Linked DNA regions of Homo sapiens: region 1 is linked to region 2. The links are chromatin contacts, found by Hi-C or POLR2A ChIA-PET in ENCODE. All regions are on one chromosome and are shown on one strand. Each heading gives the region's core, a stretch centred on a gene start or an enhancer-like site at or near the end of the contact. The rest is flanking DNA. Distances are from core to core; before and after follow the strand shown. Region 1 holds the start of BCL2L1-AS1 (BCL2L1 antisense RNA 1). Region 2 holds the start of ACSS1 (acyl-CoA synthetase short chain family member 1).

Region 1 (4,648 bases), core at 1,435-3,934, 6.6 Mb before region 2:
ATTAAGACCTCAGAGATAAGTGGGACAGAGCTTGGTAGAAGCACCAGTGTGGGCAAAGGTCCTGAGTCTGAACAGAACATGGCATGTGAGGAATGAAGCAGCCTGGCCCTAGGTGAAGCTGAGAAAACCCTGCAGGCCCTTGTAAGCCATAGAGAAGGCTCCGAGACACAAGCTGAGCCATGGTCTACTAGTAAGAACAATAAACCAGACATTTACTCAAAGTTAACTATGTGCCATGCACAATTCTAAGACCTTTACATGTATTAATTTGAATCCTCATGGTATTCTTTTGAAATAAGGACATTTTGGGCCAGATGCAGTGGCTGACGCCTGTAATCTCAGCACTTTGGGGGGCCGAGGTGGGTGGATCATTTGAGGTCAGGAGTTTGAGACCAGCCTGACCAACATGGTGAAATCCAGTCTCTACTAAAAATACAAAAAAATTAGCCAGGCATGGTGGTGCATGCCTGTAGTCCCAATTACTTGGGAGGCTGAGGCAGAAGAATCACTTGAACGTGGGAGGCAGAGGTTGCAGTGAGCCAAGATTGTGCCACTGCACTCCAGCCTGGGCGACAGAGTGAGACTCTGTCTCAAAAAAAAAAAAAAAAATTAAATAAGGATTTTTTTAATCCGCATTTTACAGATGAGGTCAAAAGCAAAATATCTTAATCTAGTTTGCAAGACTTATTGGTTCTCTGCCTGCTCTGTGCTCTGGCAGCCCAGCTTGGTAGAGAAGTAGAAATTAATTGCCTTTATCCAGATAGCACTTCCATTTCACAAATGAGACAACTGATACTTGGAGGAGAGCAGGAGAGCAGCAGCGGAGAGAGAGCAGAACTAAGACCAGCCAGTCAAGGGAGACAGAGGGAGACGAGCATCAGCTCCCTGACAGGGAAGAGTTTTCCAACGGGGCTGTCCGAAGATGAAATGTCCCACCCAGGAAGGAGGGAGCTCTCCATAAGTGCATAAGGAGAGAATGCCCTCGAGATGACTACCAACTCCCATGGGTGTGGACCATCAGAATGAAACAGACCCACTGTGGGACTTCAGCACTCCACCCTTCTGAACCCTGTCTGTGAAATGGGGGTGTTCGTGGTGAGCTTGAGTATTACATGGAAGGTTGGATGGGCATGCTGTAAGGTCCCTGGAGTCTCCGACTCTGTTCCAAGGGTGAGTATTGGTTTTTCTCACCCTGGACACTGGGAGAAGAATGGAGGGCTGTGGCCATCTACTTACGAAAGAATAGGGAGTCACCAGGGTTGAAATGAGAGAGTTGAGATGACGGGAGGCATCGGAATCCCAGGGGATGAGCCTATATGAGCACATAGCAGCCACCCAGGAACAGTTAAATGTTTGGACTCTGGAGACAGACTGCCTGTATTCAAATCCCAACTCTACCACTTGTGGCCTCTGTGACCTTGGGAGGGTGATTTATCCTCTCTGCCTCTGTTTCCTCATCTGTAAGCTGGAGAGTAATAACAGCATGTACTCGGTGGGATTATTGTGAGGATTAAGCAAATTCTTTACACACGAAGCACTTAGCACCATGCCTGGTACTTAGTAAACATCAGCTGTTTTATCTCCATCGGTTCCAGGGAAGGAGGTTATGAGCCCCCAAATGAGCATCTCTGCCCCCAGTAAATGCTTTTCTGAATTCTCTCTCTTTGCCCCCAAGCCCATCACCCTGGTTCTGAGCCAGAGAGATGGAGAGCCCACACTCGCACTGCTAGGCCTGATAGCTTTCTCGATTCCCCAGCGGAGGTGTTATCTCCTCCCGGCACAACCGCTTCCTTTTCTGAGAAATGCAAGTGCATCTGTCAGGCACAGCTTCTTAGAACTAATGGTGGGGGAGGAGGTGGAGGAGGAGAGGCTGGCAGCTGAATTGAACAGGTCAGAGTTGGAGGAAGATAAACATGAAGTTTGTTGTGAGGATACCACCAAATATTCCCTATAGCCCAGATGGCTTGAGCCCTCTATGACACCCCCTGATCTCACCACTACTGCTAGGGAGGTCAAGGCAGGAGAAACTGAGGCTCAGAAGCCAAAAGGCTTGCTGTGGCACCCACCCATACCTGGGCCGGCTGGACTGAGGTGTTGACCCCAACACAGTCTTGCCACCCCTCTCTTTGCCCTGCCTCCACTGAGCTGCTTCTCCAAGTTGCCCACCTCCAGGCCTATGTTTCCGTGGGGGAGAGGAGAAAGGCCATGTTCTTCTCACATCTCGGGAGCCAACAGCTCCCCTGGGAAAACCAGAGGAAGTGGATTCCAACCACAAACCTCACTTCTTCCGAGTCTCCGCCTGCAACTCCCTGCCAAAAGAGTGATAAGGCCTCTCCGTTTGCCCTACCCCCTTCCTACCATCTCCCAGCGATCTTCTAGCAAGGCCATGTTTGTCTATTCAGCACACATTTATCAGCCTCTCCCTCAGGGAAACTGAGGCCAGGAGCATAAGGTGACTCTGCAGGTGACTCACAGCCTGCCAATGCAGGGATGTGAGAAGGACAGAACAAGGTACAGTTCTGGTGTCCCTGGCACTTTTCCTGGCTGCTAGTAGCCTCTTCCTCTTCTCCACCTACCTCTTTCCTGAAATAACCAAGCAGGAAGGAAGCAATGGGCCTGGGCCCTCCAGAGTCACCCAAGAGGAAGGAAGGGTTCGTCTGGCACAGGCATGCTTGTTCCTCACTGAAGCCAGGACGGAAGGGTTTCACTTTCCCTCCTGGTCTTCGTCACATCCTTTTCCTGTGGCACCAGTTCCCCTCAGCTGGCAGGAGCCAGTGCTTATTCATTCAGCTGATGGCCTCAGGCTACTTTACCCTCCTTGACAGACCCAGGGCCATGGCCCTGGCTCAGAATATGGGGTTTGCTGCCAAACATACTGGGGCTTAAAAATGGCTTCCCTTTTTTTTTTTTTTTTTTTGAGACGGGGTCTCATTCTGTCGCCCTGGCTGGAGTGCAGTGGTGCTGTCACAGCTCACTGCAGTTTCAACCTCCCAGCCTCAAGCAATTCTCCCACTTCAGTCTCCTGAGTAGCTGGGACTATAGGTGCATGCCAACACACTCAGCTAAATTTCTAAGATTTTTCTTATAGAGATGGGGGTCCCACCATATTGCCCTGGCTGGTCTCGAACTCCTGAGCTCAAACAGTCTGCCCACCTTGAACTCTCAAAGATGCTGGGATTACAGGTGTGAGCCATCACAGCTAGCTGCCACTTATCCACTTTAGCTAGGTCTCAGTATCTCTGAGCCTCAGGTTACCTGGACTTAGAATGAAGGCCTTCCTCAGCCACAGAAGTACATGGACCTGGCCCATGATTGTCCTTTAGAAACTGAGCAGAGTACTGCATCAACGTTAGGAGTAAAGGCACTGAACCAGATTGCTGGTGTAGGCATCCCAGTTAGGTCACCAGCTCACTACATGGCCTTGAGCAATTCACAGATCATCTGTGGGCCACATATCCATCAGCTATATGGGTTAATGGTAGTACCCACTGACAGAGTGTAGAGACAACTAATGAACTAATCTACAAAAAAACCAAGAAGAGTACCTTACAGAGTATGTGCTCAGGAAGTGTGCGCTGCTGCTGAAGTCACTAAGGAAGTCAGGTTTTCTGTGGGTAGAGATAGCAGGGTCTAAGATGGCAAGATTGGACATCAGAATGAGTGTGAATGAAGTACTATCTTGGATAGATTAAAAGAAAAAGAATGGTGTGAGGCCAGAACTCAGACAGATCCTACTCTTGCCACTTCCTAGATAGGGATCTTGGGTAAATTCTGGAGCCTCCATTTTCACATATGTAAAATGGGGCTATTGATAAATGTTATGAGGATCAAATGAAAGCATTCATTTGTTCTTCTAAAATAGATTTATTTAGAATGGCATCTGCTGTGTTCCAAGTATAGCACACCAGGTTCTAGAGATACAGGTGACAGAGCCACACACAGTCAAGTGGGGGAGACAGGACAAAAAATAATCTCTCAAGTGAATATGATGATTGTACATGTAATTGGGAAATATGGCCTAGTGTGCATAGACTGCTTTATAGCTCAGTGCCCAGCACAGGTGAAACACTGAAATGTTTGGTAATGGTCAGCTGTCATAATAATAGTTTTTTGTTTCTTTGCTTTTATCTTTTGTTTTTTTGAGACAGGGTCTCACTCTGTTGCCCAGGCTGGAGTACAGTGGCCCCAAACATGATTCAATGCAGCCCTGACCTCCCAGGCTCAAAGATCCTCCTCAGCATCCTGAGTTGCTGAGACCATAGATGCATACCACCACACCCAGCTAATTTTTTTTTTTTTTTTAATTTTTTTGTAGAGACAGGGTCCTCCTGTGTTGCCCAGGCTGGTCTCAGACTCCTGGGCTCAAGCAATCCTCCTGCCTCAGCTCCTAAAGTATTTTATTACTGTTAACAAGTAAGGGCTGGGTGCGGTGGCTCATGTCTTTAATCCTAGCACTTTGGGAGGCCAAGGAAGGTGGATCACCTGAGGTCAGGAGTTCCAGACCAGCCTGGCCAACATAGTGGAACCCCACCTCTACTAAAATTACAAAAAATTAGCCAGGTGTGGTGGCGGGTGCCTGTAATCCCAGGCAACTTGGGAGACTAAGGCAGAAGAATTGCTTGAACCTGGGAGGCTGAGGTTGCAGTGA
Region 2 (4,577 bases), core at 615-3,114:
CCATCATGTGCAGGCGGTGCAGGCGTGGGAAGGAAGAGTTGGTGGCCGTCTTTGGGACCCCCTGCCACAGTTAGGAGCTTTCTCAGTTTACAATTTTACTACTCACTGACCTCTGCCTCTCAGTGCCCTGTACTGGGTGTCTTTAATATTCTATTCAAATGAACTTAGGCCAACGAGCTCCCCACTGGGGGCACTGGGTGTTAGTCTTGCTCTTCCCTTAGCCAGCTGCATGCTCTTTAGTAAGTCCTTTTATTTATTTGGGCTCAGTTTCCTCATTTTTTCCACCTGGAGTTTGACAGTTGGTGGGAATGGACAGCACTAGATAAGTTTCAAATTAAGTAGACTAGTCGGGTGCCGTGGCACACGCTTGTAGTTCCAGATACTCAGGAGGCCGAGTCAGGAGGATCGCTTGAGCTCAGGAGTTCCAGGCTGTAGTGAGCTGTGATGGGAACCATTGCACTCCAGCCTGGGCTACAGGCCCTATCTCTAAAAAAGTATCATAAATAAATAAAGGAGAAAATGCAGGTCAAGCGCTAGCACTGTGCAGGGCATGTGTTATGCTAGTAGATGTCACTGATTCTCCAGCTCTAGGTACACTCCTGTCTTCTCTGGCAGACAGCAGCATTCCCCAGCAGGGGCTGGTGGCTAGCCCACGCAGAGGCTCCTCCAATGGCAGGCTCCTCCCCTCTGCAAGCCCTACAGCTCAAGGGAAAGAAACTTTCCCATCACAGAGAACTCAATAAACCAGTTTTCCAAAATCTCTCTTCCCTGTGTTTACCCGTTTGTTATGAATTTACTTCTTGGGTGTCAGAATATTTAAGAACTCGGTGGAGACCAGTTTTATACGTTTCCTTCTGTCCTTCCTGGCTCCACAGCTGCAAAAACATCATCCCCACTACTGAGCTTACTATGGGGCCACGCAAGGGTAGACGCTTGACAGACATTGTCCAATGTATTCCTTACTGCAGCTGCCCACCCCCGCCGTCCCCGCCCCCCAGGGAGACATTACTTCCGTCTTCCCCAAAAGGAAAACGAGGCACCGAGAAGTTAAGGAACTTGCTCAAGGTCACAGAGTTTGAACTCAGGCTACAGATGCTGCAGCAACTGGAGAAAGTCCTCATCGCCCCATATCACCCACCACCGACCCCCAGCAGGACGTGACCCCCGCCAGGACGGAGGCCGGCAGCTGGGGGGCTGGAGCATGGGACCCAGAACACGGACTCAGGCTTGCGCAGCCTCCTGGCTTCTAGGCGGGAGCCTAGAAAGGCGCCAGCCCCTTTCGCGTGCTGCTGAGACTCCAGGGGTGGGGTTCACTCTCAGGGGCGCACAAAGGCATGAAAACCTTGGCTTCAGCCTCTGAGATGCGGAACTGACCGACCTATTGTCTTGGGACCCACCAGTGCGCTTGGGTGCACCAGCCCCCTTAACGTTGGTGCCGGCTCCCTCCCGGCTCCTCCCCATCCCAGAGGGTCCCCTCGCCCCAGGCCCTGAGCCTGCGTCCTGGGGTCCTGGGCCGCACGTGCCTCTGGCAGCTCGAAGAAGCTGTCGGGGCTTGCAGGAGAGCGTGCAAACTGAAACCAAAACAGGCCGACTCGAGGAACATCCGGGTGGGACCGCAGACTCACCGGAGCGCAGCGCCTGGGCCAGGGCCTGGGACCCTGCTCCGCCCCGCGCTCCCCTGCACCCCTTCCCCACGCTGCTCCCCTCTTCCTAAGCGGCCCCCCCTCTCCCGGGCAGCAGAAGAAGGGGTGGGACCCGGGCGGGCTCCGGGAGGGGGCCCTGGAGGAATGGATGGTGGCGGAAGGGCGGAGCAGGGGCGGGGCCCGCGGAGACTCCACGGGGCGCCCCGGGCGTGAGGCACCCACTCTGGGAGCACAGAGAGCTCAGGTAGCCTGCCTAGATGGCGGCGCGCACCCTGGGCCGCGGCGTCGGGAGGCTGCTGGGCAGCCTGCGAGGGCTCTCGGGGCAGCCCGCGCGGCCGCCGTGCGGGGTGAGCGCGCCGCGCAGGGCGGCCTCGGGACCCTCGGGCAGCGCTCCCGCAGTTGCAGCAGCAGCAGCACAGCCAGGCTCGTATCCCGCGCTGAGTGCACAGGCAGCCCGGGAGCCGGCCGCCTTCTGGGGGCCTCTGGCGCGGGACACTCTCGTGTGGGACACCCCCTACCACACCGTCTGGGACTGCGACTTCAGCACTGGCAAGATCGGCTGGTTCCTGGGAGGCCAGTTAAATGTCTCTGGTGAGTGGGCTTCGGGAGACCCAGGACGCCCCCAACTCTTGGGTCCCGAGGGGACTCGGAGCCTCTCGCCAGCGGCAGCCGTCCCCGGGCAGCGCGGATCGCAGCCCTGCAGGGGCCCCTCCTCCGGTATTCCGTCCGCCCCGCCCGCTCTAAGCAGTGGCTCCACGTCACCCCGTCCCTCATCCCATCGGGCCCCAGATCCACGTGCCCAGCTCGGGCCGGCGCCCGCGGGGACCCGGCGGCCGCTTGGGACGCCCCGCTGCTGGCCTTGCTCGGCGCGGCTCCTCGCTCGGCGGACTCCAGAGTTGCGTTACCGGGTGCATAGCGCCGCTGAGCAAGAGCCGGCGGGGAGCCGCGGGCTACACCCGAGCGCCCCGGAGTCGGGACTTTCCCGTTCCCATACCGGGGTGGAGGGAAAAACAAAGCGGTGGCGGTTGTCACTGCGGGCTGCGGTGCCCGGGGATCAGCCTGGGGACAAGCCCTGCCCACGTAAACAAACAGAGCTGTGGCGGGCGACCTGGGGAGGAGGAAACTCGGCGTGGCAGCTGGAACCAGTTATTTCTTCGCTGCGGGCCTGGGGCCTGGGGCCTGTGGACGGGAAGGAAGTAACGGCGGCCTCCCCGTTCTCGTTCTCGGCCTCAGAGAACTGCACCCCAGCGACCTGGGGCCTGCTTTGGACCCGCGGGGTCTGACGTCGGCCCCAAACAGTTGACTGGTGGTCAGTTGTTTGGAACTTGCTGAGCAGAGGCCCTGCTGCTCTGCTAAGATTTGGGGCTGGGGGTCGTACACAGCACCCTCGCCCCCACCTAAGGCGCTGACTGGGCACCGAGGGGGAGGCCCTGAACTGCAGGCAGGGCTGGCCACGCAGGGTGGGTGCCAAGTGCGAGGTGGGCTCCGGATGCAGGGTGGGCCTGGGTGTGGGGCCTGCGGGGAGGGGCTGGCAGACACGGTGTTGATCAGAGGGATGCAGACCAGAAGGGTGGTCATAACCAGCTTGCTGGATTTGGGAGTGTTTAAGAAAGGACCTGCGGGTCTTTATGGCAGGGTCACCAGGGCCCCATTTTCTCCAACTCCTCCCTCAGTTGTCCTTGTTGTTCTGCCCCCCCAGCCCTCAGTCTCCTCATTGTGAGGATGGGGGCAGTCATGCTCAGAGGTTAGGCTGAGTGCTGCAAGGTGTGCAGCAGACCCAGCGCTTACTGGTGACCCATAAGCAGTAGCGATTTTAGATAACTTCAGAAATAGTCATACAATTATAGATAGTGTCTTGCAGTTATTTTTCAAAGAAATTGGAAGGAACTTTGGACCTCCCCCACTCCCCGAAATTGTATATTACTTTGCTGGTTTAATTAAAATGAGTCACTTACTAGATAAGTGTTTTCTTTAACATTGAGTCAGCAGCAAGTGCCCTTGAACTAGTGGGAAAAAAACCAAACCCTTTGGTTTGCAGAGTTGGGGCAATGTGCCCTTGAAGGAGACTAGAGCAGCTTGCCCAAGGACAGAGGTGGAAAGTGACCTGCTCTGGACTTGTGAGGCCAAGGTCATGGGGAACATTCACAGTTGGCCTGTGCACACTTGCAGCCCCACTCAGATAAGACAGTGGGGCGGACCTCCTGGGGCCAACAGCAAGGACCTTCTGAACCTCGCTCGGTCAGGATCAGGGTGTGGTCAGCAAGCATTCTTCTGTCTCCTTTTCCTTCACTTATTTCTTCTGATAATATGGCCTTTATGGCTACGTTAGCCAGAAATTGAGCTTCAGAAAACTAACTTGAAAAACAGCTTTTCAGCAGCTTTCTCCCCTGGGATGTGCGTGCCCTCCTGTTCATGGGTCAGCAATATCTCTTTCCTTTGCCGGTGTCTGCAAACCATAGAGAAGACAGTATGAAAAAGGGCCAGGCCAGGCCATGACTCTTCTGGGAGCATCTAGAAAGTCGTGGGATGGATGAGAACACTTTGGTCTGATCTGTCAGCTGTGTGTGATAAAGTCAGATGGCTTGTTCCAAAGGAATATCACTCTTGAAGAAAGCTTCACCTCACCCCCTCAAGAATACCAGTGGTTCTCAACGCATGGTCTTCAGACCTGCAGCATCAGCATTACCTGAGAACTTTTGAGAAATACAAATTCTGGAGCCCATCCTGGACATCTGGAATCAGAAACCCTGGGATGGGACCTGACACCTGTGTTTATAACGAGCCCTTCAGATGCTCCAGAGGACACTCGGGCTTGAGAACCACTGGCCTGTACGCCTCAAACCAGGGCAGATGAAGGCACTTCTAAAACAGAATTGGGATTAGTGTCCTGGCCTTGGCCCTATTAAACAAACAGCAAGCAAATGATGGGCTGTG

The links. A loop is a pair of places that touch in the nucleus more often than their neighbours do. ChIA-PET counts read pairs that join two places held with the same protein, here RNA polymerase II (POLR2A). Pooled maps may share reads with other maps.
Region 1: a loop to region 2 is called in a pooled map, with 3 times the contacts of the local background. The contact joins the promoter of BCL2L1-AS1 here to the promoter of ACSS1 in region 2. A Hi-C loop is called at or near these places in 2 of 50 pooled maps. POLR2A ChIA-PET finds 5 or more read pairs at or near these places in 2 of 52 experiments (OCI-LY7 and naive thymus-derived CD8-positive, alpha-beta T cell).

The regions. Positions count from the first base shown.
Region 1 is chr20:31,673,144-31,677,791 of GRCh38, reverse strand. BCL2L1-AS1 (BCL2L1 antisense RNA 1) reads right to left here and starts at 2,684. Exons shown (of 4, transcript NR_187576.1): 1 at 2,577-2,684. All of the region lies in intron 2 of BCL2L1 (BCL2 like 1), which reads left to right. It overlaps LOC124904883 (a long non-coding RNA gene), which reads right to left. Exons shown (of 3, transcript XR_007067559.1): 3 at 3,545-3,608. RefSeq lists a cis regulatory region at 1,764-1,781 and enhancers at 1,701-1,845, 2,082-2,181, 2,152-2,446, 2,779-2,828, 2,849-2,898 and 1 more.
Region 2 is chr20:25,055,426-25,060,002 of GRCh38, reverse strand. ACSS1 (acyl-CoA synthetase short chain family member 1) reads left to right here and starts at 1,864. Exons shown (of 14, transcript NM_032501.4): 1 at 1,864-2,234. The coding sequence starts at 1,901. RefSeq lists enhancers at 1,383-1,988, 2,639-2,768 and silencers at 1,609-2,138, 2,269-2,538.